Regions from separate parts of the Homo sapiens genome. Here all the other regions are linked to region 3. Evidence: chromatin loops called from intact Hi-C (ENCODE). Cell type or tissue: heart right ventricle. All regions are shown on one strand. Each heading gives the region's core, and the rest is flanking DNA. Links, peaks and the distances in the headings are about the cores only. Region 1 has its middle 7.0 kb from the start of IGSF21. Region 2 has its middle 49 kb from the start of PAX7. Region 3 overlaps ARHGEF10L (Rho guanine nucleotide exchange factor 10 like).

What was found. A loop is a pair of places that touch in the nucleus more often than their neighbours do. Peaks named below come from ENCODE experiments on the same cell type or tissue, not always from the same donor. Only the 100,000 strongest peaks of a DNase experiment are listed, where the experiment ranks them.
Region 1: a loop joins it to region 3, with 3 times the contacts of the local background. A loop is called at or near these places in 49 of 110 quality-filtered maps.
Region 2: it touches region 3 in a loop (5-fold over the local background); 41 of 110 quality-filtered maps call a loop at or near these places.

What each region holds. Positions count from the first base shown.
Region 1 is chr1:18,095,583-18,106,013 of GRCh38, forward strand. No RefSeq gene overlaps it. Among named protein-coding and RNA genes, the nearest start is that of IGSF21, 7.0 kb to the right of the region's middle. RefSeq lists an enhancer at 3,342-3,864. In heart right ventricle, for the core only: CTCF peaks have their summits at 5,091 (motif pointing left) and 5,295; a DNase peak (open chromatin) is centred at 5,119; H3K27me3 peaks cover 5,244 bases.
Region 2 is chr1:18,576,820-18,587,250 of GRCh38, forward strand. No RefSeq gene overlaps it. Among named protein-coding and RNA genes, the nearest start is that of PAX7, 49 kb to the right of the region's middle. In heart right ventricle, for the core only: a CTCF peak has its summit at 4,804 (motif pointing left); DNase peaks (open chromatin) are centred at 6,722 and 7,082; H3K27me3 peaks cover 2,559 bases.
Region 3 is chr1:17,649,597-17,660,027 of GRCh38, forward strand. ARHGEF10L (Rho guanine nucleotide exchange factor 10 like) reads left to right here. Exons shown (of 29, transcript NM_018125.4): 23 at 5,040-5,126; 24 at 6,283-6,506; 25 at 6,958-7,112. Among named protein-coding and RNA genes, the nearest start is that of LINC02810, 63 kb to the right of the region's middle. In heart right ventricle, for the core only: a CTCF peak has its summit at 4,339 (motif pointing right); a DNase peak (open chromatin) is centred at 4,330; H3K27ac peaks cover 1,879 bases.

The DNA.
Region 1 (10,431 bases), core at 1,419-9,418, 450 kb after region 3:
ATCCTCTATCTGTTCCAACCCAACAACCTAATCCTGATGAAAGCTGGACCTGGGTTGCTGGGATGCAGCTTTCAGAGGGGGCATTGGCCTAATGAGCTTTCTTCCAGACCATGTGTTTGCTCTTCAGCCAGCGTCACTGTGGGGCTGCTCTGGGGGACTCAGCACAGTACGGCACATCCTCTGACTGGAGCACACAGACCATCCCTTGTGGAAAGCAGGCACCTGAGACAGCAACTCTATAGGCCAGCTAGAGAAGTGTCACCCTCACCTGCCGTCAAACCTGGGCTGGACCACTCCATAGCCTTGTGGCCTGGCACTAATTCCTTACCCTTTCTGAACTTCAGTTTTCCTCATCAGTAAACAGTAATAACATGCCTTGCACTGCCTTACTGTCATGTTCAAATGTGATTATCTATGTAAAGCACCCAGCCCTGGAGCTGGAGGTCAATGAATGCTATTTCCTGTCCTCCTTTCTAAGACAGGTGAGGAAACCTGCAATGCCTGGAGCAGCCATTGTTTGCATTACTAGATGCGGCCTTGTACTGTCTCTCACCTGCTCCAAATGAATGACTGGGGAGGAATAATGATAGGCCTTTTCCAGTTGTATATTACTGTTCTCAGAGTAATATACAAATTCTTCGTCATATTTCTTCCTTAAGGAAAAAAAACCTGGGAGGCTTCCAGGGAAGGCACATTTAACTCCACTTTGTAGATAGAGATACGAAGGCCCAGCGAGGGCAAGGACCTCATCCAAGGTCACAGAGCCAGGAAGTGGCTGAGTTAAGGTGGGAACCCAGATCAGGGTGCTTTTGTTTGCTTTTGTTTTGTTTTTAAGCTTTGTTATGGAAAGTTTGCCAAGGCCTCACCCTGTTCTCAGGAGTGTATCAGGGTAGACATCATTCTCAGGAGATGGGGCCAGGGATGCTGCCAGGCCAGGAGAGGCACCTTCGTACCCAGCAGAGCCCATGCCCTGGATGAACTAATTACCATGCTCCCTCACACTCATACTGAGCCTTCCTTCCAGAGAGACCCTAAAGTTCTTCTGAGCTGCTCGTACATATTTATATGCCTGCGTGCACGATAAAAGTAAAACCACTTCACCCACCGCTGAAATGCAGCCACTCGGGGTGTGAAATACGGGGCTTATGGAACAGAGGCAAGGAGCGGCTCTCAAGGAGAGGCGTGTGTCCCTCCTGACATTGCAAGGGGGCAGCTGGAGGGAGGTGGAATTTAATTATCTTGGCGAGTAAGTGCTGGACGTGGAAGTAGGAGCCAGGAAGACTGTGGGTCCCTGGGCACCGGGGACTCCCTTGGCCTCCCTGGGATGGAGAGCTGGTCCTGCCAGGGAGGACGGTACCAGCTAAAGGAGTGCACGGGCCCCTCAGCATCCATCTCTTTACAGACCCCTGAACCCCACTCCCTGGGAGCTGCCTGCAGGTATGTGGGCTCCAGCCTTCTGCCCTCCAAAACCCAATGTGCCACCAAACACCATTTCTTCCTTTAAAGGAAGGTCCCAGGAGGCGTTCGTGAGTTAAGACCTCTTGGAGTGAGGACCAGCAACTTTGCTCCTGTCCGGTCAAGGCTGTAGCTAAGAAAGGTGCCATTCTCAGAAGAAGCTGAGCTTCTTTTCTGGCCATGGCAACCTTTCAATGGTTCCTTGACTTTGTTCTGATTTCTGGTGCTGAGCCTTGCTGTACATTTAGACTTCTGCTCCTGCCTGTCCTCTTTTCCCTCCCTCCCTTCTTCCTTCCTTCCTTTCCTCCTTGTTTCCTTCCTTCCTCCCTTCCTTTCTTCCTTCCTCCCTCCTTCTCTCCCTCTTTCTTTCCTTCCTTTCTTCCTTCCTTCTTCCCTCCCTCCCTCCTTTCTTTCTTTCTTTCTTTCTTTCCTTTCTTTCTCTCTCTCTCTTTCTTTCTCTCTTTCTTTCTTCCCTTCCTTCCTTCTTTCCTTCTTTCCCTTTCTCTCTTCCTCCCCAGTCCCTATCTCCCTCCTTTCTCCCTCCCTTTCTCTCTCCCTCCCTTTCTCCCTCCCTCCCTCCCTCTCTCTCTCTCTCTTTCTCTCTTTCTTTCTTTCTTTCTTTCTTTCTTTCTTTCTTTCTTTCTTTCTTTCTTTCTTTCTTTCTTCTTTCCTCTCTCCCTCTTTCCCTTCTCCTTTCTTCTTCCCTGATATATTTTGGATATTTGTCACTTCCAAATCTCTTGTTGGAATTGATCTTCAGTGTTGGAAGTGGGGCCTAATAGGAGGTGTTTGGTGCCCTCCCTGAAGTAGTGAGTGAGGTCTACCTCTTGAGGTTACTGTGAGATCTGATTGTTAAGAAGAGCCTGACACCTCCTCCTCTTTCTCTTGCTCCCTCTCTTGCCATGTGGCACTCCTGCTCCCCCTCTACCTTCCACCAGGAGTAAGAGCTTCCTGAAGCCTCACCAGAAGCTGAGCATATGCTGGTGCCATGCTTGTACAGCCCCCAAAACCATGAGCCAAATAAACCTCTTTCTTTATCAATTACCAGTCTCAGGTATTCCTTTATAGAAACACAAAATGGACTAATACACCCACCCTGTACTTTGCCCATCTGACCACTATAGTCTTAATCCCCTGGTGCAAGCACAGAGGCTGAAAAGGCCAAGAGAAGGCATCCAATGTAGGCTTCCTGAACTATGACAAAGAAAGCTGAGCTCTGGAGCAGGAGCAGAAATTAGCCAGCTTAAAGGATGTGTGTGGGGTGCATGGGACAGGGTAGGGGAGATGGGAGAGGGAGGGGAGCTTGGATGGCTATCTCAGCAGAGGGGGCAGCATGTAGAAAGGTCTGCAATCAAGAGAGAGAGCTTCGTGAACTCTGAGAACTGAACATGTGAACAAAGCTGCAGAAGTGAACCCAGGATAGAGCTGAAGACCCTTGTAAACCATTCCAGGAATGCTGGCTTTAGTGTACAGGCCCTGAGGAGCCAGTGAAGGATTTTAAGGGGGCTAACCTGATCAGCTTGTAACCCTGGGTATACCCAGGTAACCTGGATGTGGATAGTTGAGGGTGGTGCTTTGTACAGAAAATGAGGTCCAAGGAATTGAGCAGATGTCAGTTCTGGGGAGGCTCAACTGTCCTTCCTTTATGTGGAGGCCTGAGTGAGGTGAGGTCTGGGGACACAGCAGGAGGGAAGGAGCCTGAGAGAGGCATCTGGGAAGCAGAAAGTAAGTGGATCAGGCAGTGGGTACAGCTCTGCTGGCAACGAGATCTGGTGAGCAGAGACAGGCTGTCTGCCCTGAGATGTTGGCACTCAGGTGGTCTTGATTCTGTACCAACACTTGCCAACTGTGTGCTCCTCAGGGCACAAACCATGTCCTTTTGCTTCTGTGTCCCTTGTACCCAGCTCAGTGCCTGGTCCAGAGAAGCCCAATAAACATGTGTGTTATTCGAACCCTCAGCAGTAGCAGTGATCCACTAGAACCACTTGTTTAGGGACCCTGGTGTAATGCTGTTAGGGATTGGGCTGAGCCTATGCCTCTCAGCTGCCATGCCCCCAGTGCCTAGGCACCTTCCTTTGAAGTCATTAAAAGCATGAACAATGCCTCTATGTTCCCAGTGCTAGCAGTCCATTAGCACTCTTTTCAGGAAAAGATAGCTTTGAAAGGTAAGTGATTTTCCCTATGTGCCTCCCAATAGCCTTTCATTCCAGGGAAACATTCCAGTCTGATTCATCAATTGCCTCCTTGTAGGATCATCCTCTTGCCAGGGTCAATGGAGAGCAGGACAGGAGGCTGAGCATGGGTGGAAGTCAACACAAGGAAGTCAGGGAGGGGAGATAGTGTTAGGTGACCGGCAGGGGTATGGGATTGCTTCGTCTTCAATCAGTAGTACAGAGAGAAAGGAGGAAGAAAAAGAGCACCTTGGTGGAGATGTCAGGGCTCCAAGGATGACGAAGCATCTTCTGGGGCTGAGAAGGAACTGGTCGGTACAGAAGGATCTAATGTCGAGAGTCACCAAATCTCAAACTGGCATGTGCATCTCACTCATTTGTTCAATGCAGTTTTCATTGTTCCTGCACTGTCCTTCATCAGCCCTGTGTGGTTTACAATAATCCTGCTTAACCTCACAGCCTCCTCCCCCTACACCACCTAGTTCCAGCCTTCCTGGACCACCTGCTCTCTCCTGGAAGGCAATCTCTGCTGCATGCTTTTGTAAGGCATTGCACATGCAGCTCTGCCCCCAAAGCTTTTCTTTCCCTGGCTAACTTGGGCATCCTTCAGAGCTTTAGGTCTCACCTCCTCCAGAAAGCCAGTCTCCCAAGTCCTAGCTCAGTGCCAGGTGCAGAGTAATCGCTTCCATAGTGGCACAGGAAGGAAGAGATGAAGAGAAGGAAAGCGGAGGTGGATTTGTGCCCAGACAAGCCATAGGTTTTCAGGGGCCTCGGAAAGCCAGCCCAGCCTTTGCCTCTTACAAATGAAAACTGTGAAGCCCAGAGAAATGAAATCACTTCCCTATCTTATAAATCAAATGGGGATTTTCTACAATGTTTCAGGGCCTAGAAACTCAAGAGGGAAAATAGGCTGAGGAAATTGTCAGGCTTCGCCGGATGGCGTTTGTAATTAATCAGAGGCCTTTTGTAACAAATACCTCTTCATTCCCAACTGAGTGACGAGCCTGGTTAGCCGGACCTTCCTTCTTTGCTCCGGGTTCCTCCAGAACCACGTGACCCAGGCCAGAGAGGGGAGGTGTGGAAGATAATAAGGAACAAAGTGAAATGGGCCCAGACTTCCCAAAGCATGGACTATTACCTGGGGAGGCAAGACACATGCGTGAACCGACCGAAGAGAGCATTGCTGCGTTATGCAGGAGGGACAAAATGCCCCTCCAAGAGTGCAGGGAGCCGACAGTCTTGCTTTGGGTCTCATCTATAGTATTATGGACCCATCCTACAATTGTGGCTAATTAAGGAGCTTAAGGATTTGTGTTTTGTAATAGCCTGCCTCACTGCAAATATAATAAAGCCTAAAGAACTCGTAAAACAGGAAGCTGATTCGGTTTTACGGAATATAGATAGGCCCTTGAACTTGAAAGGTTGTAAAAACGGAACAAATCATGTATTCGATGGCGCCACCTGTTGTCAATGTGTGATATTGCAGCTTGTCCAGGAAAGGAGGAAAGAGGCCGCTCCAAGGGTGACCTCAGAAGATCCCAGCCCCGTCTTGACAATCGTGGAGACAAGAGTCCAGAGCCAGGAATGGACTGACTAATGCTGGAAAATGCCACAGAGGAAAAACAAATCACAGGTTCTGTTCCCATTGGCTTTTTTCTTTGATTTGGAGTCATGGCCAACATCTGAGTCCCTTGAGATCTTGACCCTGGGAGTCTTTATCCACCTCTCTCCACTTAAGAATGCAGGAAGCTAAGGACAAAAAGAAGGAGCCACAGTGTGGGATAATTACAGCATCGTATGGCTGCCTTGGCTTTCAGTAAGAGTTGTTACAGCTAATGTTTATTGGGTGCTTATGTCATTTGAAGCATTGTCTTAATAAATCAACACAGCTTGATGAGGTTGGTACTCTTAGACCCAGTCCCATTTTACAGATGAGGAAATGGAAACACAGGAACGTTAAATAATTTGCACAAGTTCTTACAGAAGTTCCTCCTTTCTTTCCTTCCTTCCTCCCTCCCTCCCTCCTTCTTCTCCCTCCCCTCCCTCCCCTCCCTTCCTCTTTCCTCCCTTCCTTCCTTCCTTTCTTCCTTCCCTTCTTCGCAACTCCCTCCCTACCTACCCCCTTCCCTCTTTCCTTCCTTCCTTTCTTCCTTTCTTCCTTCCTTCCTCCCTTCCAACCGTCATTTTTTTTTTGAGTGCTGAAGCTGGGATTTGAGCCTAGGCAGGCCAACTCTGGAGCCCATGCATTAAGCCGGTACACTTGACTACATCTGTTGGCACGTTCTAACTATGACTAATATCTGTTGGTCCATGTGTCTCACACTTAGCAAGTGCAGCGATACAGGAAAAAGTAAAAATCTTGCTGATGCTTTCTAACCTCGGTTCATCTATCCATGCCTCCATCCATGCCCTTATCCACCCAACAATCCTTTCTCTAATCCTTCTGTCAACCCACCCACCCACCTACCATTACTCATCTGCCCACTCACCCATCCATCCATCCATTCATCCAATGATTCCCATATCCATCCATACAATCATTCTCACATCCATCCACCCATCCATTCATCCACCCACCCAGTAATTCTCATAACCAACTTCCTTCCTTGCATTTATCCAACAGTCACTTTCTTAAGCACCTACCACCTGCCAGACACAGTCAATAAAGAGATGAATCAGCTGTGTTCCCTACCCTTATGTTGGTCACATTCCCACAGATCCATAAAACAATGTTATAGGTGCTGGCCTGTGATCGGAAAGGTGAGTTACGCCTGACTCTGAGGGAGGCGAAAGAAAGGCTTCCCAACAGATGTGACTATCAACCTTGGCCTTAATGTATGAATGGGAATTGTTGGTTGGAGAAGGGGAGATGGCTATCAGACAGGAAGAACAGCACCAGCAAAGGCAGAGACGCAACAAAACCCCTAGTGTTGGAGGGACATAGAATGATCCAGAGCATGAGGTGAGTGAGAGCAGGGGAAGGAGGGACAAAACCAGAGGGGGCTTAGGATGCAGCCAAAGGGGCATACTAAAGAGCTTGGACCTTCAACAATAGGGAGTGCTGTGAAAACAGAGAGCAGAGGAGTTGAGGTACAGACATGGTGAGAACCGTGCAGGAGAAAGGTCTCTCCAACGGCAGCAGGGTGGATGAACTGGGGAGGCTGGGTCTGGAAGCAGGGACTAGTTAGAAGAGATCATCTGGGTTCAAATGCCAGCTTCACCTCTTATTGACTCTATGCCCTTAGGCCAGGGCTTGCATTTCTAAGTGTCTCATTATTCTTGTTTATTCCATGGTCTAAACACAGAAATGACCTACAAGATTCTGGAAAGAATTCAATGAATAGTACAAGCAAAGTATAGCACTTGGCACATAGTAAGCTCTCAATAAATGGCATCAATTGGCAGTAGTTGTTGTTATTATTATTACTATTTCTACTGCTATGATATCGAGGAAGAGATCAGGAGGCTTGTTCAGGGCCAGAGCGGCATTTTCCACCCTGTGATTCCCAGAGCTCTTGCTCACACGATGTTAATAGATATTAATGGAAAGAGGGTTCTGAGGCCAAACAAGTGTGGACTTCAACAAAATAAAACTGGAAAATGAACATAGACAAGCCAAACACAAAAAACTGCAGGACTTCTCATAACCTTTCATAGGCTCACGTGAACTATAAACTTCTAAGTGGAGAACAGCTGAGTTTGTAGCACTTCTTGAATATATTTAGCCATGAAACTCTCTTGCAAGAAATGTTTATTACAAACCTGCAAAACAAATGGTCAGTGAGACCCAGTTTGGGGAGCAATGGTCCTCCTGGGTCCATCCCTTTTCTCTGGTCCCATAATGCTGAGGCCCCTTCCCCAGCCCACAGCTCGAGATTCCCACGCACACCTGCTGACATCTTCTACCGGGAAGATGTGATGGAACTTGAGAGTCCAGGTGGGGCTGAGGTTCATTAAGGATGGAGCATTGGACTTAATTCCAAGTGGCTGACTCCATATCAATTTGGGTCACTGGTGTTAAGATGTCACTTTCGGTTGCATTTAATTTAAACAAACAATAAAAAGCTCTGTCCTGACTGCGATGGAGGCTGGTGGAGGTTTAATTCCCAGCACAGAGAGGCAGAATGCAGGATAGGAAAGCCGGAGGACTGCAGGAGTGGGTTGATGAGAGAGGGAGAGAGGAGGATAGAGAGGGAGAGAAATGTGGACCCCTGGGGCAGGGCCTGCCTGGGGAAGTCCACGCTAGATCCCTGTCCCCAGAATCCAGTATCCTCTACCCTGGCCACCTTGGGTAATTATTTTCATTTCTCTGAGACTCAGTTTCCTTATCTGTAAACCAGACATAAATGAAATTGCCACAGAGGACTTACAGGAGGATTAAATGAGATAAGAGAGGTGGAACGCACTGGATTCATGAGTTTTTATATACAAATACTGGCTTCCAAGATGTGTGTCTGTGTATATGTGTGTGGACACGTGTGTGTGTTCCTGTGTGTGTGGACATGTGTGTGTGTTCCTGTATGTGTGTGCGGACACGTGTGCGTGTGTTCCTGTATGTGAGCGTTCCTGTATGTGTGTGTGGACATCTGTGTGTGTTCCTGTATGTGTGTGTGGACACGTGTGTGTGTGTTCCTATATATGTGTGTGGACACGTGTTGTGTGTTCCTGTATGTGTGTGGACACGTGTTGTATGTTCCTGTATGTGTGTGTGGACACGTGTGTGTGCGTGCCTGTGTGTGAGGACACGTGTCTGTGTGTGTGTGCCTGGGTGTGTGTGTGTGCGCCCCTGTGTGTGTGTGTGTGGGCATTTGTGTGTGTGTTCCTGTATGTGCATGTGGACATGTGTGTGTGTACACATGTGTGTGCCTGTGTGTGTGGACATTTGTGTGTGTGTGCCTGTGTGTGGGCATTTGTGGGCATGTGTGTGTGCCTGTGTGTATGTGTGTATGCTTGTGTGTGCCTGTGTTTGTGTGTGTACACTTCTGCTTGTGCCTGTGTTGGTGTGTGGACACTTATGTGTGTGGCTGTATGTGTGTACACTTGTGTGTGTCTGTGTACACTTGTGTGTGTGTGTGTACACTTGTATGTGTGTGCCTGTGTGTATGTGTGGTGTACTGTGTCTAGGTAAGGTGTTTGGGAACTCTGGTTCTTGAGCTCTTCCTAGGTTGGAATCTGGTCCTATTCATAGCTGTATTGTACTGAGAAAGTTGCTTAACTTCTCTGTGCCTCAGCTTTCCCAACTGTAAGACAGGACTAATGATGGGACCCACCTCATACATTATTGTGTGGTGTCAATGAATTTATATACATTAAATACTTTCACAGCACCCGGCACAAAGAGGCACTTTCATAAGTGCTTCAGACTCTTATTATTGAACCTCACTGGGTGTCCTGCTGCAAACCAGCAGAGCCCATTCCCTTGGGAGCCAGGTTGGGGTAGGCAGTCATGTGCTGCGTCCCTCCCCTTTCCTGGCAGGGAGGGTGGGGACTAGAGGTCACAGAGGGGCCCTTTGACCTCTGGGGCTATTCCCTGGGGTCCGCGGAGTAGAAGTTTGCTTTGTGCTGTAGTGCACTCTGTTGGGAGAGCCTAACTCAGCACCATGAACAGAGGGAGGCTGGGGGCAAACAGCCACACCTCCGCCAAGGACTCCAGCTCAGCCAGTGTCCGAGGAAGAGGCCTGTCCTGCCGTGACTCATGGGTCTGAGTGCCAGGACTGCAAAGTGGAGGCCCTGCCGATCCATTAGGAGACAGGAGCCAAGGGATGTTAAGCAAATTAAAAGCCCCAGGGCTGTCCCGCGTGACCTTTTCCTTTGGCTAAGGCACCCCACCCTGTGCCCTCTGCTAACTGTGCTTCTCAGTGCTCCAGAGATGTCTTTCTCTGGGACAAAGGAAAGGCTTTAAAGCTATATCTTATGAAACAGGAGCTGGAGGAGTGGGCTTCCCTGGAGGGGCCTGTGAAGGCAGCCGTATTAACCACTATGGTTACCATATGGCCATAGACATGCACATCACAGCCAGGCCCCTTTGGGCAAAACCAAACTGCGCACCTGAGCAGACACCTCCTCTCTGATGGGCCCAGTCAGAATATGTGATCCTGGCGCTCCAAGGAGGTTCACTGCCACAGGACGCCTACCAAGTGCCAGACTTGTGCAAGGAGCTGAGGAACAGAGTGGATAAGACTGAATGACCTACCCTCATTCATTCATTCATTCATTCATTCATTCACGCATTCATCCAACTGGTATTTATTGAGGATCCACTATGTGTCAGGCACTGGCTAGGCATAATAATAATTATAATACAGGGTGATGTTAAAGAGAATTGAGGTGATTCAGAAGTCTTGGGGCTGAAGGAGATCTCCAACACACCAGCCCCAATCCTTGGTCCTAGGAAGCAACCCTCCCTTGGCTGTTAGGCCTGCTTTCCTCCTCACTAGCATATCCTCAGATGCCATTCTCTAGCTCCTTCTGCTGGCTCTCTTTTCTAGCTGGTGTGAACCATGGCTGGGAAGAAACATCACTAAGGGGCCCTGGAATCCCACCTGCTCCCTGGCCCTCATCTCCAAGGGCTGGGCTGCAGGGAGCGCAGCCAGGAAGCCCCACCAATTCAGGGTTCACCTGAGGAACTGATGCTGTCCACCTGCCTAGCTGCACGCCGATTTGCAGCTGGGGCCAGAGAGTAGGAATGCCCACACAGCGATGCTTGGCATTTCCCTGCACAACTCAGACCAGCACAAGGAACCGCATGAACCTGATGCTGTTCCCCAGCCAGGGAGCCCCTTCCACAGAGGATTTAGAACCTGGG
Region 2 (10,431 bases), core at 1,106-9,105, 930 kb after region 3:
GACCAGCACAGACGAGTGAGTTTCCACCCCGTCTTCACTTCTGGGCAAAACTCCCTGAACATGTGGAAGACAGAGTCAGCTTTTTAGCATCTGGGGCTTCCTTCCCCCACATTTGAGCTCACCAGAGCCCACCGGCCTCAGAAAGTTGTCCCTGATCCATTGCCCCCACTTGTCTTTCTGAGAAGGCCTGGACAAGGACAAAGACACATTTGAACAGCCCACATTCTCCAATTATTGGTCTTTCACAAAAATCTCCTGAACCCCCACCCCCTGGGGCCATACACTGTGCTGGTTCCCGCACCTACACAAACAAGATGAGAACAACCTTTGGAATCAGACAGGCCTAGACCCAGGCAGACCCCTTTAATTCCTAGGCACATAAAGGTGGACAAGTCATTTAGCCTTTCTGTGCTCCGAATAACAGATAGATGACTGAACACAGGAAGCCCTTCCAAAGCTCCTCCAAGACCTTCTCTGCACGCTCATCCCAGGGTACCAGTATCCAGGGCAGAGTCTGGTATGGACTGAACAGTGGGGCTGCTCTTAGGCCTTCATGGACGCAGGTGTCCTGCCCTCCAGCTCCATGGCGAGTGGGCTGAGCATGATGTTCTCACCCACAGAGGGGACTCCCCCATTCTCTGGACCTTGCTTTTCTCTCTGTTCCCAGCTCTGAACCACTTCCAGCCTCTGGAGAAGGGTTGAGCTGTCAGTCAACAGCCCTTGGGATATGGGCCTGGCTAGGGCCTCTGCCGTGGCCTGGCTTTTCTTTATCACTGATGGCTTTGCCAGATGGTCACCTGCACAGGCCATTTGAAATACACAGGAACCTTTCATCATGGACAACTTGAGGCCAGGAGTTTGAGACCAGCCTGGCCAACATGGTGAAACCCCGTCTCTACTAAAAATACAAAAATCAGTAGGGCATGCTGCCACAGGCCTGTCATCCCAGCTACTCAGGAGGTGGGAGAATCACTTGAGCCTGGGAGGCAGAGGCTGCAGTGAGCTCAGATCATGCCACTGCAGTCCGGGCTGGGAGACAGAGTGAGACTCCATCAAAACAAAAACAAAAACAGAACCTCTCAGGATTTGTAATGACAGCTGCTACCACATCTCAAATGCCTAGATGTCCCAGGCAGAACTCTGGGACCTTTCCATATGTGCCGTCAGCAAACATTTATTGAGCACCTACTATATGCCAGGTGTTTTTCTGGGCACTTGGGAGATAGTAGTGACAAACACAAAGCTCCATGACTGTGCAGAGCTGATTTTTCTCTCAGGGAAAGAAAGAAAATTAAATCATAATAAATAAGTAAATTATGTAATAGGTGGTAAGGGCAATAGAAAAAGACAAACTGCATGGGGAAAAGGGATTGATCCTGCTGAGAGAATCTCAGTTTTCATCAGGTGCTCAGAGTGGACCCCACTGAGAGATGATTTTGAGCAAAGACCTAAAGGAGGTAAGGGGATGAGCCAAGCAGGCATGTGAGGAAGGTTTAGCCTGTGGAAAGACCCTGGGGCAGGAAGAGGCTGTCCCGTTCCAGAACAGCGAGAAGGCCAGAGGGGCTGGAACAAAGTGGAAGTAGCAGGAGACGAGGCCCAGAAAAACTCTGGCTTTACTCTGGGGCTTGCTGCAGAGTGCTGAGCAGAGGGACAACAGGATCTGACTCATATTTTTCAATGCTCTCTCTGAAGCTGGCACAGTGGCTCACGCCTGTAATCCCAGCACTGTGGGAGGCCGAGGTGGGCAAATTGCTAGAGCTCAGGAGTTCAAGACCAACCTGGACAACATAGCGAGACCCTGTCTTTACAAAAAAAATACAAAATTAGCCAGGTGTAGTGGTGTGCACCTGTGGTCCCAGCTACTCAGGAGGGTGAGGTGGGAGGATCACCTGAGCTCAGGGAGGTCAATCAGCCATGATCACATCACTTTACTCTAGCCTGGGCCGCAGAGTGAGACCCTATCTCCAAAAAAAAATTTAAAAAGCCCGGGCGCGGTGGCTCATGCCTGTAATCCCAGCACTTTGGGAGGCTGAGGCAGGCGGATCACAAAGTCAGGAGATCGCGACCATCCTAGTTAACACGGTGAAACCCCGTCTCTACTAAAAATACAAAAAAATTAGCCGGGCGTGGTGGTGGGCGCCTGTAGCCCCAGCTACTCAGGAGGCTGAAGCAGGAGGCATGAACCTGGGAGGTGGAGCTTGCAGTGAGCAGAGATCATGCCACTGCACTCCAGCCTGGGTGACAGAGCGAGACTCCATCTCAAAAAAAAAAAAAATTTTAAATAACTTCCTCTGGCTGCTGCGTGGAGACTTGTAGGGGGCAGGGATGGGAGCAGTGAGGAGGCTGCCTAGAGTCCAGGTGTGAGAGGATGATAACTCAGAGCAGGGTGGCCCAGTGGAGGCGGGTAGAAGAGATCAGAGCCAGGATGTATTCTGAAGGTAGGGCCCTGTATTAGTCCGTTCTCAGGCTGCTATGAAGGACTGCCCGAGACTGGGTAATTTATAAAGGAAAGAAGTTTAATTAACTCACAGTTCCGCAGGGCTGGGGAGGCCTCAGAAAACTTACAATCATGGCAGAAGAAGAAGCAAACACATCCTTCCTTACATGGCAACAGGAAGGAGAAGTGCTGAGTAAAGGGGGAAAGGCCCTTTATAAAACCATCAGATCTCGTGAGAACTCACTCACTACCACGAGAACGGCATGGGGTAACCGCCCCCATGATTCATTTACCTCCTACCAGGCCCCTCCCATGACAAGTGAGGATTATGGGAACTACAATTCAAGATGAGATTTGGGTGGGGACACAGCCAAACCATATCAGGCACCAACCAGGACTCCCTGATGGACTGGATGTGACTTTATTTCAGCTTCCTGGCCCCTCCGAGAGGTGGGCATGATTATTCCCATTGTATTTTATTTTATTTTATTTTTATTTTTATTTTTATTTTTATTTTTTCTGAGACAGGGTCTCACTCTGTTGCCCAGGCTGGAGTGCAGTGGTGCAGTATCAGCTCACTGAAACCTCCACCTCCTGGGCTCAAGTGATCCTCCCACCTCAGCCTCCCGAGTAGCTGGGGCTACAGGCACATGCCACCACACCTGGCTAAGTTTTGTAATTTTTGTAGAGTTGGGGTTTTTCCATGTTGCCCAGGCTGGTCTCAAACTCCTGGGTTCAAGCAATCTGCTCACCTCAGCCTCCCAAAGTGTTGGGATTACAGGTGTGAGCCACCACACCCAGCCTATTCCCATTTTAGAGTTGAGTCAACTGAGGCTGAGAACTTGTCTTTCTCCTCCCACTGGCTCAGGGGCATGGCAGCCAGGCAGAGCTCTGCCATGAGTAGCACCGCTGGCTTCCAAAAGCCGCCAGAGACAAGCCTGGGGCCTCAGGCAGGGGCAGTCAGGGGCCAACACCTGCCTGCCCAGCACCCCATAAAACCAGCTGGAGCATGAATTGATGGTCCATTAACAGCCTGGAGCTCAGAGCAGCCGTGTCCTCAGCAGTTTATAAACTCATAAAACGCCATGGTCATGGCCACACATCCCTGCCTCCTTTAGCCGACGATGAATGGGCTTTCCTGGGGGAAGAGGTACTGGGCTGCTGGGGTGTCCCTGAGCTCGGGCATAACAGGACTCCTGTGCCCCTCCCCATCTCCTCACTAGGAGTCTGCCCAGGACCAGGCACCCACTTCCCATGGCTGCCTCATGGCTCTGTCCCCACTGTCCTCACTCTTTAAGGAAGCCCCCTGGGGCAGGGGGTATAGTAAAGGATGAAGGAAGTTTATATCTGATGGGAATGTACTGTGTGCCTGACACAACCTTTAGTCATCACAGCATCCCCACAAGGTCAGTGGCACGGCCCCCATCTTAAAAGTGGACAAACTAAAGCCCACGGGACTGGAAGGACTCACTCAAGGTCACCTGGCTGGTAAGATCAGAGCCCCGGGAGTCTGGCTCCTGAGTTGATCCCCTAAACCCCCACCCTCTGAGGCCACGTGAGTGCCCCAGCCCTCAGTGTGTGGTTCCTGGTTTGCACAGATGGATAAATGGCATCACGTGGGCACCAATAGGTGTGTGCCAATGTGTGCCATCCAGATGGGATCCTGCCCTGATCCCTGGCATGACTCTGGCACGTGTATCCTGGGGACACACTGCCATCTGGACAGAACCCAGAGGCACCACCTGTGCTCCCTCCACCATCTCTCCTTCACCATTCATTCGACAAAATTCACTGCGTATCCTGACGTTAGGGAATGCTCTCTGCATCAGGCTCGGTTCCAAGCTCGTATCAATTCACCTGACCCACCCACCGTTTGATGAGATGTGTATTCTTTTTCCTGATGTGCAAGTGAGGGATGTGAGGCACAGAAAAGTTAAGCAACTTGCCCAAGGTCACACAGCTGTTTAATGGCAGAACCAGGCTTTGAACTCACGTGTATCCAACCAGAACCCACTACACCTTCTGGCTTGGTCTAGCTGGCTTTCCCCTGAGGGTCCCCACTCACTGCAGGGCAGGGGGTCTCTGTGTCCAGGCTCCATCTTTCAGCCCCTGTGGAAGAGCGACCAGGCATATCTGCTGTGGCTGGAGAAGAGGCTGGGCAGGTGCCCACCTCCACTCCCAAGCTCTGGTAAGGCTTCTGTTCCTGCTCCTGGGCCACCTCCAGCGAAGCAGTGTAGCTCCCTCTCCTCAAGAGCTCACCCCAAGGTCCCTGGAGGGATGTCCTGAGGGGCGCAGGCATCCAGGGTACCGGAAGGCGCGATCCGGCCCACACCTGCGTCTGGTGGGACGCTGGCGCCACCTCGCGTCCTTCCGCAGCCCTGCAGCCCTCCGCCCAAGAGCTCTTTGGACAGGGCTGGGCCTTGCACCCCAAAAACCTCAGGCCCTCCCGTGCCATCTTCATTTTGTTGTCACGACAGCACACAAAACCACCTGAACTATTATTATTATTATTATTATTATTATTATTATTATTATTATTTTGAGACAAAGTCTCACCCTGTCACCCAGGCTGGAGTGCAGTGGCGCGATCTTGTCTCACTGTAACCTCCACCCCCTGGATTCAAGCGATTCTCTGCCTCACCCTCCCGAGTAGCTGGGATTACAGGCTCATGTCACCACGCCTGGCTAATTTTAGTGTTTTTAGTAGAGATGGGGGTTTCACCATGTTGGTCAGGCTGGTCTCAAACTTCTGACCTCAAGTTATCTGCCTGCCTCGGACTCCCAAACTGCTGGGATTACAGGCACGAGCCACCACACCTGGCCTGAACTATTATTTACTCGGTATATTTTTCTTTAAATCAACTCACTTGTTTTAGCTAGCCTCATCCTGGGCAATAATGTCTGCAAAATCCCAAGTATGATGTGCTGGTCGCATTTTGTCCTGCTACCAATAAACACTAAGTATATACCTTCAAAAATTGTATTCATGTGCCACGTAAAATCGCTTCTCCACTACACTTTAGGCAACAAGCTCATTCATGAGTGTGTTCCCTCTTCCTTGGGTGAGTTTACAGAGGCTGAGAGCCTTCTTTATGGAAAGAGAGAGGCAGACGCCACCCCTGTCCTCACCCAACTTGCAGCCCAGTAGTGGTGCCAGATATTAATCAAAGAATCACAAAAATAAATATACAATGATGACTCATCAATGCTATTGAATTATAAAGCTGATTTCCTATTAGGAAGTAAAGACCACTGGATGAGCCCACGATAAGGGGACTTGACCTGGATGGGGAAGTCAGGGAGGGCTTCCTGAAGGAGGTGGTGCTTGAGCTGAGAGCTGAAGGAAGAGCAAAACATTAACTAGGTGAAGAGGGAAGGAAAGTGTTCTGGGCTGAAGAACCAGCATTTCCGAGAACCCCAGGGCAGAAGGGAGCCCTTCCCATGAGTTCCTGGCCTTCGAACTTGGCTTCCTGCCTGTGGCCAGTGTGGGCATTCTGCCTGTGTGGCCTCCTTCCTTTGCCTTCCTTGCCTCAGCTCCAGCCTAACCCACCCACCCATATCCCCAGCACGACCAGGTTCTTTGGGTCTATTTCCTTTTTACTCTTGTAACTTTGCGGTTTTGCCATCAAGAACCCCATTTTTATATCAAGAAAATCGAATTTGGGGGATTTCCAGTTATTTTTCCAAAGTCACACAGCTTGGCAGAGCCAGGATTTGCACCCAGGCCCGGTGGCTGTGCTCTCCTGCTACATTCAGCCATCTCTCAGCAGAGTCCCAACTCTCATCTCCATGGACTTAGAACCGGGAGATCTGGGAGCACAGCCTGTCTTAGCACTAGCTTGCTGGGCAACTTTGGGCAGGTCACTGCACCTCTCTGAATCTTGGTCTCCTCGTCTGTAAAATAAGAATGCTGCACAATAATGGTATTAATAGCTAACATGTATTGCTCCTCATATCCACGCTTTAAAGTAGACACTGGAGTTATCCCCACTTTACAGATGTGGAAACAAGCTCTGAGAGGTTTAGCAATTTGTCCAAAGCCACAATGCTGGTAAGTAGCAAAGCAGCCTGGAACTATCTCCAATGTGCTTTCCAGTAACAATGCTCCCAATCTGACTGTCCCAAGGTTGTCCCTGGAATGTGAATCCACATCTGGCCTCAGTCACGGGATTCCAAGGCTGTCCATTTTAGTCTACTCCCGCTGTCTGTGGGTGTGAGACTTTTCTGTCCAAAGAAGTAGGGGCCCAGGCGCTGCCTGCCTGGCACTGCCCAGCCCATGGTGAGCTGAGCTGGGTCCCTGGGGTTCTGGCTCAACCCATCCCTGCAACCCAGGCCACCCACTTAGCCGCCTTTACAGAGATGCATTGACCCATTTAGACACTCTCCGGGGAGCCATTGCTCTTTCAGAGTGACATCATTCTTCTGGCCTCAGGTCAATACACAGATTTGTTCCTGGCATCAGAAAACATTTAATAGCTGGCTCCATGGCCCTCTGTCAAAGCCGCCTCCACTCCCAGCCATGGCCCAGGCTCCTCTGGGAGCCTTGGGAGCCCTGGGCTGACCCACTCTGGCCAAAAGCTGGCCTGCAGAGAGGGGCGGAGCCAGGGTGTGGGTGTGGTTCTGGCCAGGTCTCCCCTGGGGTCCAGGGTGATGGTACAGCACAAGCTCTGCACATGCTGTCAGGAGCAGGGTTTGCAAGCCTCTGGGCCAATCTTTGATGCGATACGCTGGCCTGGCCCCTTCCCTTCAAGAGCCTCCAGTCTGATGGAAGAGACCCAGCCTCTGCCTTCAGGGATCCCCAGGTCAAATGGGGGAAGCCAAGCTTCTGCTTTTGGAGGCTTCAGTCTCAGAAGGAAGAGTGACACCAAGATGAAAACAGCATTAAAACAAAGCCACAAAGAGACAAAGGCAAATCAATGCCCAGAAAATGAAGTCTGGCCCATGTGCAGGAAGGGTTTGACAAGGGTTTGGAGTTTATCATGACTGGCTGCATGGAGGAGGCAAACATTACAGTACATTTAAAGCAAAGAAAATTATGGACAGACTGAAAGTATGAGAGTGAGCAATTTGAGGAAGGAAAGCCCGTGCAAAAGTTCAAAACGGAACAAACTGCAGCTTGTACAAAGGTGGGTAGTTGAGCAGTTGAGAGATAGATCTTAGACTGTCCAAGAAGAGCCGAGGTTTTACTGAGTATATACTATGTGCCGGCTCTGTTCTAAGGGCTCCACCTGTATCATTTCATCAGGTCTTCACAGCAACCCTATGTGCCAGCTGCTACCATGTTATCATCCCCATGTCCAAATGAGGGCACTGAAGCACAGAGAGGTTAAGTAACTTGCCCAAGGTCACACAGCTGGTAAGTGGCGAAGCTGGGAAGGTCCTAAGTCATGGCCCAATCCAATATCTCTGTATTACAAATAGCAGCTAAGGCTCAGAGAGGGGTGACACAACTTGCTCAGCATCACACAGTGAGAGTCAGGGCCAGAATGGGAGCTGAGGTTATAGCGCCCTGGAATGGAAGGCTAGGAGGGATCTTCAGAAGGCACTGAGATCAACCTTCTGTAGATCTGACTGATCCACTGGGGGTAGGGGGTGTGGCAAGAGCAATGTGGAAAGGTTGTTGCCATAGGGAGAGAAATGGCAGCATCAACGCGGAAGGAAGTCTTAGATCCTGCAGCACCATCTGCTGGAACCTAAAAATAGCCTGACATTCCATCTGTAACAGGCAAAAGGTTTAACAGATGCTGCGCCAAGGAGAATATGTGGATGGCAAGTAAGCACATGAAAAGATGCTCAACCTCATTAGTCATTAGAGAAATGCCAGTCACAAACACAGTGAGATGCCAAGTGTTGGCACGGAAACAGGACTCTTCTTCTGGGAATGAAAAATGGTACAACCACTTCAGAAGAGTGTGGTGAGGCTGGGCGCAGTGGCTCACGCCTGTAATCCCAGCACTTTGGGAGGCCGAGGCGGGCAGGTCACTTGAGGCCAGGTTCGAGACCAGCCTGGCCAACATGGTGAATCCCTCTCTCTACTAAAAATGCAAAAATTAGCCAGGCATCGTGGTGTGTACCTGTAATCCCAGTTACTCGGGAGGCTGAGGCAGGAGAATCACTTGAACCCGGGAGGCGGAGGTTGCAGTGAGCCGAGATCGTGTGACTGCACTTCAGCCTGGGTGACAGAGCGAGACTCCGTCTCAAAAAAAAAGAAAAGAAAAGAAAAACAAAGGAAAAGTTTGGTGATTTCTGAAAAAGTTAAACTTACACCTACCACATAATTCACCCATTCGGTTCCTAGATGTTTACCCAAGAGAAAAGAAAGCATGTGTCCACACAAACACTTGTGCACGTGTGTTCCTCAAAGCTTGATTGGAAGTAACCAAAAACTGGAAATAACCCAAACGTCCATCAGCAGGTGAATGGCCAAACTGTGGTACGTCCACACAGCAGAACACTATTTAGCAACAAAAAGGAAGGAACTAGGAATACACATGGCAACGTGGATGAATTTCAAGATAATTGTGCTGAAGAAAGAAGCCAGACCAAAATGAATCCATACGGTATGATTCCATTTATATAAAACTCTAGAAAATGCAAACTAATCTGTAGTGACAGAAAGCAGGTCAGTGGTTGCAGGGAGTGGGGGTGGGGGGAAGCTGGGAGAAGGCAGGGTTACACAGGTACACAGGGAAGCTTTTGAGGATGATGAATACATTCCTTACCTTGATTTTGGGTATGGTTTCGATAATGTACGCATATATCAAAACTATCACATGGGCCAGGCACAGTGGCTCAAGCCCGTAATCCCAACACTTTGGGAGGCCAAGGTGAGTGGATCACTTGAGGTCAGGATTTCAAAACCAGCCTGGCCAACATGGTGAAACCCCATCTCTACTAAAAATACAGAAAATTAGCTGGATGCAGTGGTGCGTGCCTGTAGTCCCAGCTACTCGAGAGGCTGAGGCAGAAGAATCACTTGAACTCTGGAGGCAGAGGTTGCAATGAGCCAAGATCGCACCACTGCACTCCAGCCTGAGTGACTGAGCAAGACTCTGTCTCAAAAAAAAAAAAAAAGAGAAAGAAAAAGAAACTGTCACATGGTAGACTTTAAATATCTGCCATTTATTGTGTGTCAATTACATCTTGATAAAGCTGTTTCAAGAAATGGCCGAGTATTAAGCAGCCCAGAGGCCCCGGGAGAATTCCCTGAATTAGAGTGGTTCACCTCTAGCTCAGGTGAGGTCAGCCTGAGGTTCTAGTTCAGGTGTCCGAGGGAGGCACCTGGACACCCTCAAAGGCCCTCCAGGCCCTACGTAACCCCACCCTCCCCTTCAAAGCCCAAGATTTCAGAAGGTTTAGATGTTGATTAGTCCAACTCCTATGGTATAAAAGGGGAAACTGAGGCCCTACCCACTACACCACTGCTGTACCTGTACTCAGCCTGGTGGAAAGTGCATCCCACAGAGCATCCTGCCTGGCCAGGTCATAGCCATGGTCATGGATGGCCTAGAGCCAGGCACGGGCCTGGTTCAGCCCCACTCAACACCCTTTATAGCTTTATGTGCAGAGCTCAACACATTGAGCAGGGAGGGCTCGTGCAGCAGAAAGAAGACTTCAGAGTCAGATAGATCTGGGTTCAAACTCTGGCTCAGCCTCTTCCTGGGTCTGTGACCTTGCACAAATCACACAATCGCTCTCTCCTTGGGTCCCTCATGCATGAATGGGGATGAGAACACCCACCAGATGCTTTCTCAGGATGCTTTCCATTACTAGTAACAGACAACCCGACTCAATCAGACTGAAACCATGAAGAGACTCCACTGGCTCACAGAACCGTGAAGCCCAGCTTTAGGTCCAGTCTGGCAAGGATTGGTCCAGCAGCAGCTCAGCAATGCCAGCAAGAAACGGCTTTCTTTCTGTTTTTGTTCTCTGCCTTTTGAAGTGTGGGCATTTCCCTAAAGCTGGCCACCCACCTGATCCCAAGAATGCAGCCA
Region 3 (10,431 bases), core at 1,075-9,074:
AATACAGTGGTGACTAAGACATAGAAGGTCCCAACCCTTATGTAGCTTTGAATCCTAGCAGGGAGAGAGAGAGGCAAAACCCCAGCAAGCCAAAGGAAATAGAAAAGAGTGAGGTGTGTAATAAAGACATCGGGGCCACAGTAGATACGTGGGTGGGCTGAGGTTCAGAGATGGCCTCTTGGAGGAGGTGGCATTTAAACTGAGAACTGAATGGCGAGAAGGATTCAGCCCAGGGATGGGAACAATATTCCCAGTAGACAAACCCACACAGAGGGTGCAGCAGAAACAGTGGGGGAAGCCAGGCGAGGCAGGAGGAGAGAGGGCGGGCCCCGAGGTTCGCTGGTGGGTGAGCTGGACCACGCCAGCCTTGCAGGCTGGGTCAGCTTTGGATTTTGTTCTCAGAGCAGTAAAAAGCCTTGGAAACAGATGTTTCCCAAGCTAGGGACTAGCACAATTTGATATATAGTTCGCATTTTTTGGATCCTTCTGGCTGGTGTGTGAGAGTGAATTGCAGATAAGAATGGATACCGGGACTGAGCGTGGTGGCTCATGCCTGTAATCCCAGCACTTTGGGAGGCTGAGGTGGGAGGGTCACTTGAGTCCAGGAGTTCGAGACCAGCCTGGGCAACATAGTAAGATCCCCATCTCTACAAAATAAAAATAAAAAAAAATTAGCCAGGTGTGCCATGAGCCTATAGTCCCAGCTACTTGGGAGGCTGAGGTGGGAGGATCGCTTGAGCCCAGGAGGTTGAGGCTGCAGTGAGCTGTGATTGTACCACTGCACTCCAGCCTAGGGGACAGAGTGAGACCCTGTCTCAAATAAATAAGTAAATAATACAAAAGGACTGGATGTCGGCTGGGTGAGGTAGCTCACGTCTGTAATCCCAGGATTTTGGGAGGCCAAGGCAGGTGGATCACTTGAGGTCAGGAGTTTGAGACCAGCCTGGCCAACATGGTGAAACCCTGTCTCTACCAAAAATACAAAAATTAGCTGAGCTTGATGGTGCACACCTGTAGTCCTAGCTACTGGAGAGGCTGAGGTGGAAAAAACACTTGAACCCGGGAAGCGGAGGTTGCAGTGAGCCGAAATCATGCCACTGCATTCCAGCCTGGGTGACAGAGTAAGACCCTGTCTCAAAAAAAAAAAAAAAAAAAAAAATGGACCTGGAGGGAGCAGCTCAGAGCTCAGCTCAGGGTCCTGCTGAGACGTGGCAAGACTTGATGTGGGCGGAGGCCAGGGCTGTGACTGGAGTAAGGCGCCTTTGCCTCAGGCACAAAATTTCAGCCGATGTCAAAAATCTCAATAATTAAGATAAATACTATTTTAATGCAGTGCGTAAATATAATCAAATCAGCAAATTTTTCCTTGTGGTTTGGCCGCTCTTTTTGTCTCTTGATACATAAAGGGCCAGGATTAGGGTGAGGCAAGTGAGCCAGGGTCGTGCAAGTGTAGGGTGAAGTTTTGTCTGTATTTAAACTTTTAAATAACTATTCAGTGTGGATTTTTTGCATTAATATTGATTTTTTTAAAGTTGCCTTACTCTCTCTCTATATATATACATTTTTGTGACTGAGTTTTTGGTGCCCTTTTAAATTTTGTACCCAAGCTAGGTGCCCCAGTCTATCACCCTAGTCCTGGCCCTGGTGGAGGCCGTCGGCAAGGGAGGTGGACACATTGGGGATGTGTTGGGGTGGGACAGGCTTAACTGGTGATAGATGGCGTATGCCAGATGGGGGGTTACCTGTGGGCCCTGGGGCCTTGGGCTGGAGGCAGCGACCATGGAGTAGGGAGTATCAGGGCCCACTGTGCCTGCGGCCAGCTTGGCCTTAGCGCATCCCTGCAGAAGGCTGGCCCTGGGTGACTTTATGGTGGGCGTTGGATTCTCCTGTCTCCCCCAGGGCCTTGGGTCTCTTGAGAGCACAGGATGCAGGCTGAGCCCTGACAGATCAGACCCCAGTGGTGGAGTCACAGAACTGGCCACTGCCTCCAAGGCCTCCCCAAAAGAAACCCCCATCCAGGTGGGGAGCCTCTGCCACCTCGAACCTGGGGAACCAGGGCCCACGAACCTCCTCAGTGCGAGCTCTCAGGGCCCAGGAATATGTAGGCCAGAAGCATCCTCAGTCCTGCTGGCCCCGGCTCACTGTCTCCTTAGGAGCGCCAGGGCTAGTGGAGGGAGGCGAGTGACTCTCTGTGGTAAGGGGCCTGTGGAGCTCCCAGAAGCCAGAGCAGAGCCTGCCTGGCTGCACTAGCTAGGCCTCAAATCGCTGTCCCCCTCTGCCCACACCCTACCCCACCCCACCACCAGTCCAGACAAATGTGCCCCATCAGCTGTGTGCTGGCAGCCTGATGAAATAGGGCCTGGGAGTACCAAGGCCCTGTCCAATTACTGCAGAAGCAGATGTGACTGTGTGAACCTCTGCCCAGGCCCCCTTCCAGCTCACCACGTTTCCAGGTGGTCCTGGGGCAGGGGGTGACTCCAGCTCTGGCTGGCCTCATGGCGAGCAGTGGCCCAGACTATTTGTCTAGGGAGGGCTTGGGCTGGGCAGAGGGAGTTGCTGGCCACAGTGTAGACAGGGTCGGCACTCTGTACCAGTGGATGAGGATGTGTTGGGTTCTTTCCTTCAAGGGATCAGGGGTGTTGGGGCAGGAGGCAGGAGTAGGTCTCTTGTCTGTGCTGACAGTGGCCCCTGCCCACGCTGGGCCACACCAAGGCCTTCTGACTCAAGGGAATCAGTTGGGAGTGTGAAGGAGCATCAGCAGGGGCCACCTGCCTTGGATTGAGTCCCAACAGTGTGACATCAGGAATGCTGCCTCAGCTCATGGTATCTTAAACTAGGGTGGTCACAGCACCTTCCTGACTGGGTCACCTTGAGGATTAAAGGATATGATTTGGGTCAAGTGCTTAGCCAGTTGCATGGGGTGCGCTCAGGGGTCAAGAAACAGAAGCAAACACCTGAGGACACCCTGGTCCCCAGGAAGGTGAGGACACCGGAGTCTATTCTGTGGCATTTCTGAACGCCTGACTACTACGGTGTCGAAGGTTCTTCTTGGACCCCTGGCTCCATCCAAGGGGGAATGCTGTCTCTGGAGGGGTGGCAGGAGGGCAGGGAGGGTTCAGCGCAAACCCATTTCCCTGATGGTCAGTCTCAGAGCCCACCTGGGGACAGGGCCTTGGGGATGGGGCTGGGGGTGCTGCCTGCTCTGAGATGCTTTAAAACTCGAGCACCTTGGGAGCCTAAGGGGTGTAGCCCAGACCCACAGGGGGTCTGTGGCCAGGCTTGCTTAGGCCAAAGCTCACAAGCTCATTGGGCTGTGTCTTGACCTTCACCAACCTCAGCCAGAACTGCTGTTGGCCGTGTACCCTGTCTCCTGCTCATCCTTGATGGCTCTGCCCTCATAGCCTTGCTCTGATGATGAAATGAGCTAAGGTGTGTGAAGTGCTAGAATATCCCATGAGAGGCCCTTGGTAAGCCTTAGTAGCTGCAGGGTACTGGGTACCTGGCCCTGGGCCGGGTGCTTTACACTTTCCCTCTCCAGTCCCCACGGCCATCCTGAGAGATTTCAGGGTCTCTGCTCTGTAGGTGAGGACCTGATTTGTTCAGTACCATCCAGATGGTAACCACTGAGCTGGGGCTGGAGCCGTGTTGGCTGTACCTAAAGCTGCTTCCCTTCACAGCTTCGTGCTCCCCTCCTCTCTTCTGCATAGGGTGCCTTGACTTCCCAGTTTCCTGGCACAGGCAAGACATTTAGGGGCTAGGGCCTTGCCTGTGAAGGAGAGGAGCCATTTGAGTATTTTCCACCATCTTCGACCCGGCTCTGTTGACTCAGCTGACATCAGGGCCCACTGGAGTTGCCATGGAAATGCCTCAGCAGGGGCTGCCGTGGCCTCGTCTCCACCAAGGGAGCAGAGAGAGCATCAGCCCAGCAGAAAGGGCATGCACCCTCAACTAGATGCTGCCACCAGGAAGCAGAGAAGACAGGGAGCCCAGAGGCCGGGCTTAGCGAAGCCCCCTGCTCTGAATGTGAGGACACACTTTTTCAGCAGGCAGAACTGGGGCCCCAGAGTGCCAAGGCCTCTGGTGTGCAGCCAGGCTTCTGGGGTAAAATTCAACCAGAATAGAAAGAGCCCTGAACCAGATGTTGAAGGTTTGAATTCTAGCCCTCACTCTGCCACTAACATGCTGTGTGACATTGAGCCAGGCACGCCTCCCTCTGACCTTCAAGTTGGCATCTGCGCAATGAGGAGGCTGGATGAGGTGACCTCTTAGGGCCCTCGCCCATGGCCATTAGAAATTTTGTTAGAATATTCTAACAATGGGTCCAGGGACGGCTGGGGCCTTTAGCACCAGCAGAGGGCAGCAGCTGCCTGGAAAAGGGCCCAGTGGTCGGCTGCATCCTCCTTCCAGCCAAGAGCAGTCTCTACTCTGTCTTCTCCTTCAGTGTGGCCCATGAGTGGGCCAGGCCATTTCCTAGAATTGCTGTCCTGGCCAGAGAGAGGGACTGACCAGGTCTAGCTCAGGAGACAGGCCTCAGAGAGAGGCCACCCAACATGGGGTCTGTGGCAGCTGATTCAGGGGGGAGCAGGCGGAAGGTGGTTACTGGTGACAGCGGTGACAGGCTGAGCCCTGGTTTCTGTGCGTGGCCCTCACAAGCCGCCCAGCCCTGCCACTCACCTCCTCTGTGGTCTAGGGTAGTCACCTGCCCTCTGTGACCCTCATTTCCCTGTTTGTAAAATAAGGAGGGGTGGGTGGCTTTCAAGAAATCTTATCTGAAAGCTGCTCACTTTCAGAGACCCTGGGCTGATACAGAGCCTCTTGCAGGCCTCTTCTAGCCGGAAGGTTCTAGGAAAGGAAGAACAAATGTGAGCGTGTAGGAACTGCCTGGAGAAGCAGGCACTCGTGAAGCATGTTGCTTTCCTGGCCCCCACCCACAGGGATTCTAATCCAGGGAGAGTTGGATGGGGCCCAGGAATCTGCCAAATATTGGCATCTGGGCACCTTGATGATTAACCTCACATGTACCGTCTCTGTCTCTGCAGCTTGGGGCCCTGGTCCACAGTCCTGTCAACTGTCCCCTGCTGGGTTTCTCAGCAGTCAGCACCTCCCTTCCACAGGGCTACCTCTGGGTGAGTCACCCCCCTGCCCAGCTGGGCATTCTGGCCTCAGGACAGGAGTAGGGAGAGCGGCACCTGGGAGGGGGTGCTGGAGACAGCAGCTGCCTGCCTCATCTCATGCAGCTTCATCCACCAAGGTCTTCCTGGGCACCTCTGGTGCCAGGCACTGCATTTGGAGTTGGGAGGTGCAACCTCATCTGGGGCAACAGAAAACCAGGGAGCTAAAAAGAGAGTGTGCCTTTTGCAAATGGTGACAGGGCTGAGAAGGAAGTGAAAGGGGGAGCTGTGCAGAGGACCTGGGTCTCAGGATCTTCACCCCTGGAGTCAGGAGGCAGGGCTGGCTAGTGCCCTACTCATGCAGACATTCCAGCCCACCTTTCTATCCTTGGGCTTCCTGGCAAAGCCTCCCTTGATTCAAGTGAGGTACCCTCCACTATGTTCCTTGTGCTGCAAATTGTGCCCTGTCATTGCTGCTTCCCTTCTGAGAGTGATTTGTTCCTCATCATTTCCCATGATCTAGCACATGGTATATCCATCCATCCATCATCCATCCATCTATCCACCCACCTATCCATCTATCCATCCACCCACCCACCTACCTATCCATTTATCCATCCAACAAGAATATATATTTAATCCATCCATTTATTTATCTGTCCATCCATCCACCCACCCACCCATCCATTCATTCACCGATACATCCTTCCATCTATCTGTCTATCATCTGTCCATCCATCCATCCATCCATCCATCCATCCATCCATCCATCTATCCATCCATCCATCCAACAAGAATATATTGAGTATGTATCTATCATATGCTAGACACAGAGGTAAAACAATGGTCAACACAGAGAAGGGCATTTTAAAGGGATGGAGTAGATGTTTACTTTATATTGGTTGAAATGCACCCTGCAGAGGAGGAAATAGAAAGCTGACTGAGTATTTAGTCCACCTTAGCTCCTTACCTGATTTCCTGTGGGCCCTGAAGCTTATTTGTTGCCATGGCAGCTGGGGATAAATGACCTTTGTGAAGGCAGGATGTGTGTGGGCAGGAGAAGGGATGCTTCTCTCAGGGGATGGGGTCCTTGGGAAAGCAGGGGCTGAGGTCCTCCTCTGCTCCCTCCTGTGGTTCCCACCTGATGGCCTCTCTGGGTCTCTGCTCCCAGGTCGGGGGCGGACAGGAAGGCGCAGGGGGCCAGGTGGAAATCTTTTCCTTGAACCGGCCCTCGCCCCGCACCGTCAAGTCCTTCCCACTGGCAGCCCCTGTGCTCTGCATGGAGTATATCCCGGAGCTGGAGGAGGAGGCGGAGAGCAGAGACGAGAGCCCGACAGTTGCTGACCCCTCGGCCACGGTGCATCCAACCATCTGCCTCGGGCTCCAGGATGGCAGGTGAGGGGCCCGGAAGGAGGGGTGAGAGCAGCCTCTGCAGGGCTGGGCAGTGGGTGGGGGCTGTCCCTGTAGCCTTCCGGATCTGCCTGTTGCCCACCAACATTCTCTGCCCCTGGTCTCCAGGAAGGTGGGCACCAGAGCTGCCCAGTGTGGGAGCCAAAGTGTCGGGAGCGGCCTGCAGTGCAGTTGCCTGGCTCCTCCCAGGCAGAATGGCTGGCTCTTTTGCCTCCCTGAGTCCTCTTCGTGACAGAGGTGTCAGGGAGGGTACCGTCCCAGAAAACCATGGAAAAGTGAGCTCCCGCATGGTGGAGCTATGGCCTGGCCACACAGCCGAAAGGCGTGGCTGAGAGGGGTCAGCTCCCTGGGGCCCTCTCCCTAGGAGGGCATGGGGGCAGTGAGTGGGTGGGAGTGCTCAGTGTGTCATGACCGCTTCTCCAACCTCTCCCCGCAGCATCCTCCTCTACAGCAGTGTGGACACTGGCACCCAGTGCCTGGTGAGCTGCAGGAGCCCAGGTCTGCAGCCTGTGCTCTGCCTGCGACACAGCCCCTTCCACCTGCTCGCTGGCCTGCAGGATGGGACCCTTGCTGCTTACCCTCGGACCAGCGGTGAGGACTGGGGGGAATGGGGGAAGGGGGGCAGTCCTGGATGCCAGCTGGGTGCCAGATTCTCTACCAAGAGAGGATACAGGAGGCTGGGCAGGAATGAATTGGGAAATCTCAGTGCTGAGGGCATTTGGAGATCCGTGAGCCCCGCTGGGGTTCAATGGGTGGTCCCCCATATGTGAATACCTGCTGGAATAGGGTGCTCACTACCATGTGGGCAGTGGAACCTGTTGACAGGAGACTGTAGTGGATAAGAGAGGTACTCGCAGGTTGGAGAGACCTGGCTTCCCGTTCAGGCTTTGCCCGATGACAGCTGTATCCCTTGTTGCGTGGCCTCCCTTCTTTGGTGCCTGGGACTCTTCATGAGAATAAGGGCAGTGCCCACCACTCATGGGTCCTGGAGGGTTAGACAACTCCATGAGGGCAAAGCACAGGGCCAGGCCAAGGGCTCAGTGGAGTCAAGTATTTCCATCTGGGTTGTTTTATTGAGCCATCCCTAGCACAGGTTACGATGTCAGGAGGGCAGGAGGGCAGGGCTAACCGTGTTTGGACTGCTGTGCTCCAGGGCAGGGGTAAAGTGCTTAATGCGTGTGTGTTATCTTAATTCTCATGCACCCCTTGAGAATTTCCTTTGCTTTACTGAGATGATGCTGACTGGAGACCAGACGCACCTTCTCCCCAGCCATGTGGAGTGCTGTGGTCCCCATCCTCTGGGCTTGTTCAGCCCCGATTTGATGAAGGGGGCTGAGTAGAGAGTGTAGCCAGCCCCCAGTCCCCTGGAAGGGGCAGAGGAGCCTGAAGGGCCCGCAGCGTCTCTTCTCCCCTGCCTTTTCCGCCAGCCAGGCTGTGATTGCCGCGTCATCACAGCCTGTTACAGGGTTATAAACGGATATTTGTACTGAGCTAATTTTTTTTTTTTTGCCACTTGGCACTGTGTTGGTATTTTTAATTAGCTTTTGATAAGGCATTTATAGTTTTTAATTAAAGGGGGAAGAGGGAGGGAAAAAACCCTTCTCACCGTCAGACAGAGCGTGCATGTGAATGTAAATATGGGCTCAGATCTGCGGAGACTCATGGGGAGTTCTAGAGCGACCACTCCCAACCGGCTCCCACGGAACACTGTGAGCCCGGCCTGTGCCACCCTGGCGCTCTGGTCCCCAGCTTGGGTTGGCTTTGGCCCATTCCCTCTTACTGCTCGATTCACCAGTTTGGGCACCTGGGTTGGAAGGAGGTGAGGCTGCCCTGACAAGGACCACAAATGGCAGACATGTAGCGTCGCATATCCTAGAGGCTGGAAGCCTGGGGTCCGTGTTTGGATGGGTCATGTGCCCTCAGAAGGCACTAGGGAAGGGCCTTACTCCCAGCTGCTTCAGGTGTTTCCTTGCCTGTGGCAGCAGAACTCCAGCCTCTGCATGGTGTTTTCCCTGGCTGTGTGTCTGTGTGCAAATTTCACTTTTTTATGAGGACACAAGTCATATTGGATTAGGGACCTGTCCCTCTCCAGTATGAACTCATCTTAACTAATTACATCTGCAATGACCTTACTTCCCAAGGAGGTCATATTCTGAGGTACTGGGGGCTGGGACCTCAACATACAGATGAGGAGGCACAGTTTACCCCAAAACATGGGGTTTGGGGTCCACCCATTGGCTTCTAGTCTGGGGTTGGAGCCTGTTAGTCAGGACCAAAAGAGCCACTGGGACCATTGAACCCCACGCCCTCATTTTCTGGATGGGAGCAGACTGTCCAGAGCCCCCTGACTGAGCTGAACCTGCACCCAGTACCCTGCCTCCCAGGCTGAGCTCTCTGCAGATGTGAGGGGGCTTTGGCTTGTCCAGGTAGAGTGGAGGACATGGGGTCTGAAGGCTGAGATGTTCTACCAGCTTTCCTGCCTTGCAAACATGTGTGTACCAAACGCTTACTGAGCACGTACTATATGCCATGGACACAGTGGTGAGCAAAATGGACAGGCCGCCTGCTCTCATGGAGCTTACAGTCTATAGAGGGAGAGGGAATCGGTTAGTAAACAAGCAGAAGTATAAGACTGTACATGATGCCGAGGGCTCCGACGGAAAGGAAAGAGTGTTGTGTGAGAGCCTCACTGCCCAAGTGTGGGGCAAGCTGTGCTGCAAAGGCCTCCCTGAGGAGGGGGATCCTGGGGCTGAGATCTTAAGAAGCCAGGCAAGTGGAGAGTTGGGGGAATGGTGTTCTTGGTAGAGGGAACAGTATACGCAAAGGCCCAGAGGCAGGAGAATGCTTGATTTGGTGGGGGAACCCGGAGAGGAAGCCATTTTGCTGGACAGCTGGAAGAGGAAGTGGCACTGGGCGTGACCCGGGGGCAGACAGAGCTGTTTGCGAGGGCTCCAACTTGTCTCAGTGTGTCAGGGAGTAGAGAGGCATGTTAGAGGTGGCCAAGCACTGGGTTCCCTCTGGCTGGTAGACAGGAGGGGAGGCAGGTTGGCTGGCTGGGAGGCTGAGGCACCACCTGGGCAGGTGAATTTGGTGGTCACGCTCTCCCAGTGAACCTACTCTCTGGGTGTCCAGTTTGGCTGTGGCCAAGGAGGCCCCTGAGAAGGGGCTTGCCTTACCTGGTCTCCCCACCCGTACCCAGTGGTATCTTTCAGAGGTGGCCCAAGCAGGCAGCTGTGTTCTCAGGACCTGCTACATGGTATGTGGTGGGCAGGATTCACCCCCATCACCTTCCACCTGGATTACATGCGGCCAGGTCTTGAATCATCCACCTGGTCCGTGACCAGCTGTGGGACTGGCATCAGCTTGGCCCTCATCCAGATTCACTGAGGCCTTAGATACCCCTCAGATACCCCCACCCATCCCAGCAGCAGAGCCAGGGCTTGGAACTGCACCCGCATCAACCTCGCAGGCTCTGTATCAACCTCAGAACCCACCATAGTGGCCCTGGTGGTGTGGAGGGTCCAGGGATTGTGAAAATCTAGACCCCTCATCTTCGTCTAGAAGCAGGTACTCCATGAAATATTTGCTGGTGTTTGAAGTGACATGTTCACTGTCCTGCCGGGTTAGGCTGAGACCAAGACTGGCATTCCTGCTAAAACTGGCATTCCTGGCCATGCTTTGGCTTATTGGAGAAGGACAGGACCAGACACATATAGGTCTGTAGGACAGAACCCACAGAACCAGCAGCTGAGAGTAGACTGTCCAGGCTCCAGGGTGACCAGGCCACGTGGAGGAATGGACTGGCAGAGCTGGAGTGGCCTCAGAGTCCCACCTGCAGCTGAGAGACAGGGAAACTGAGGCCAAGAGCAATGTGGCCATGGCAGTCACTCTGCTGTCCTCAGGAGCATCT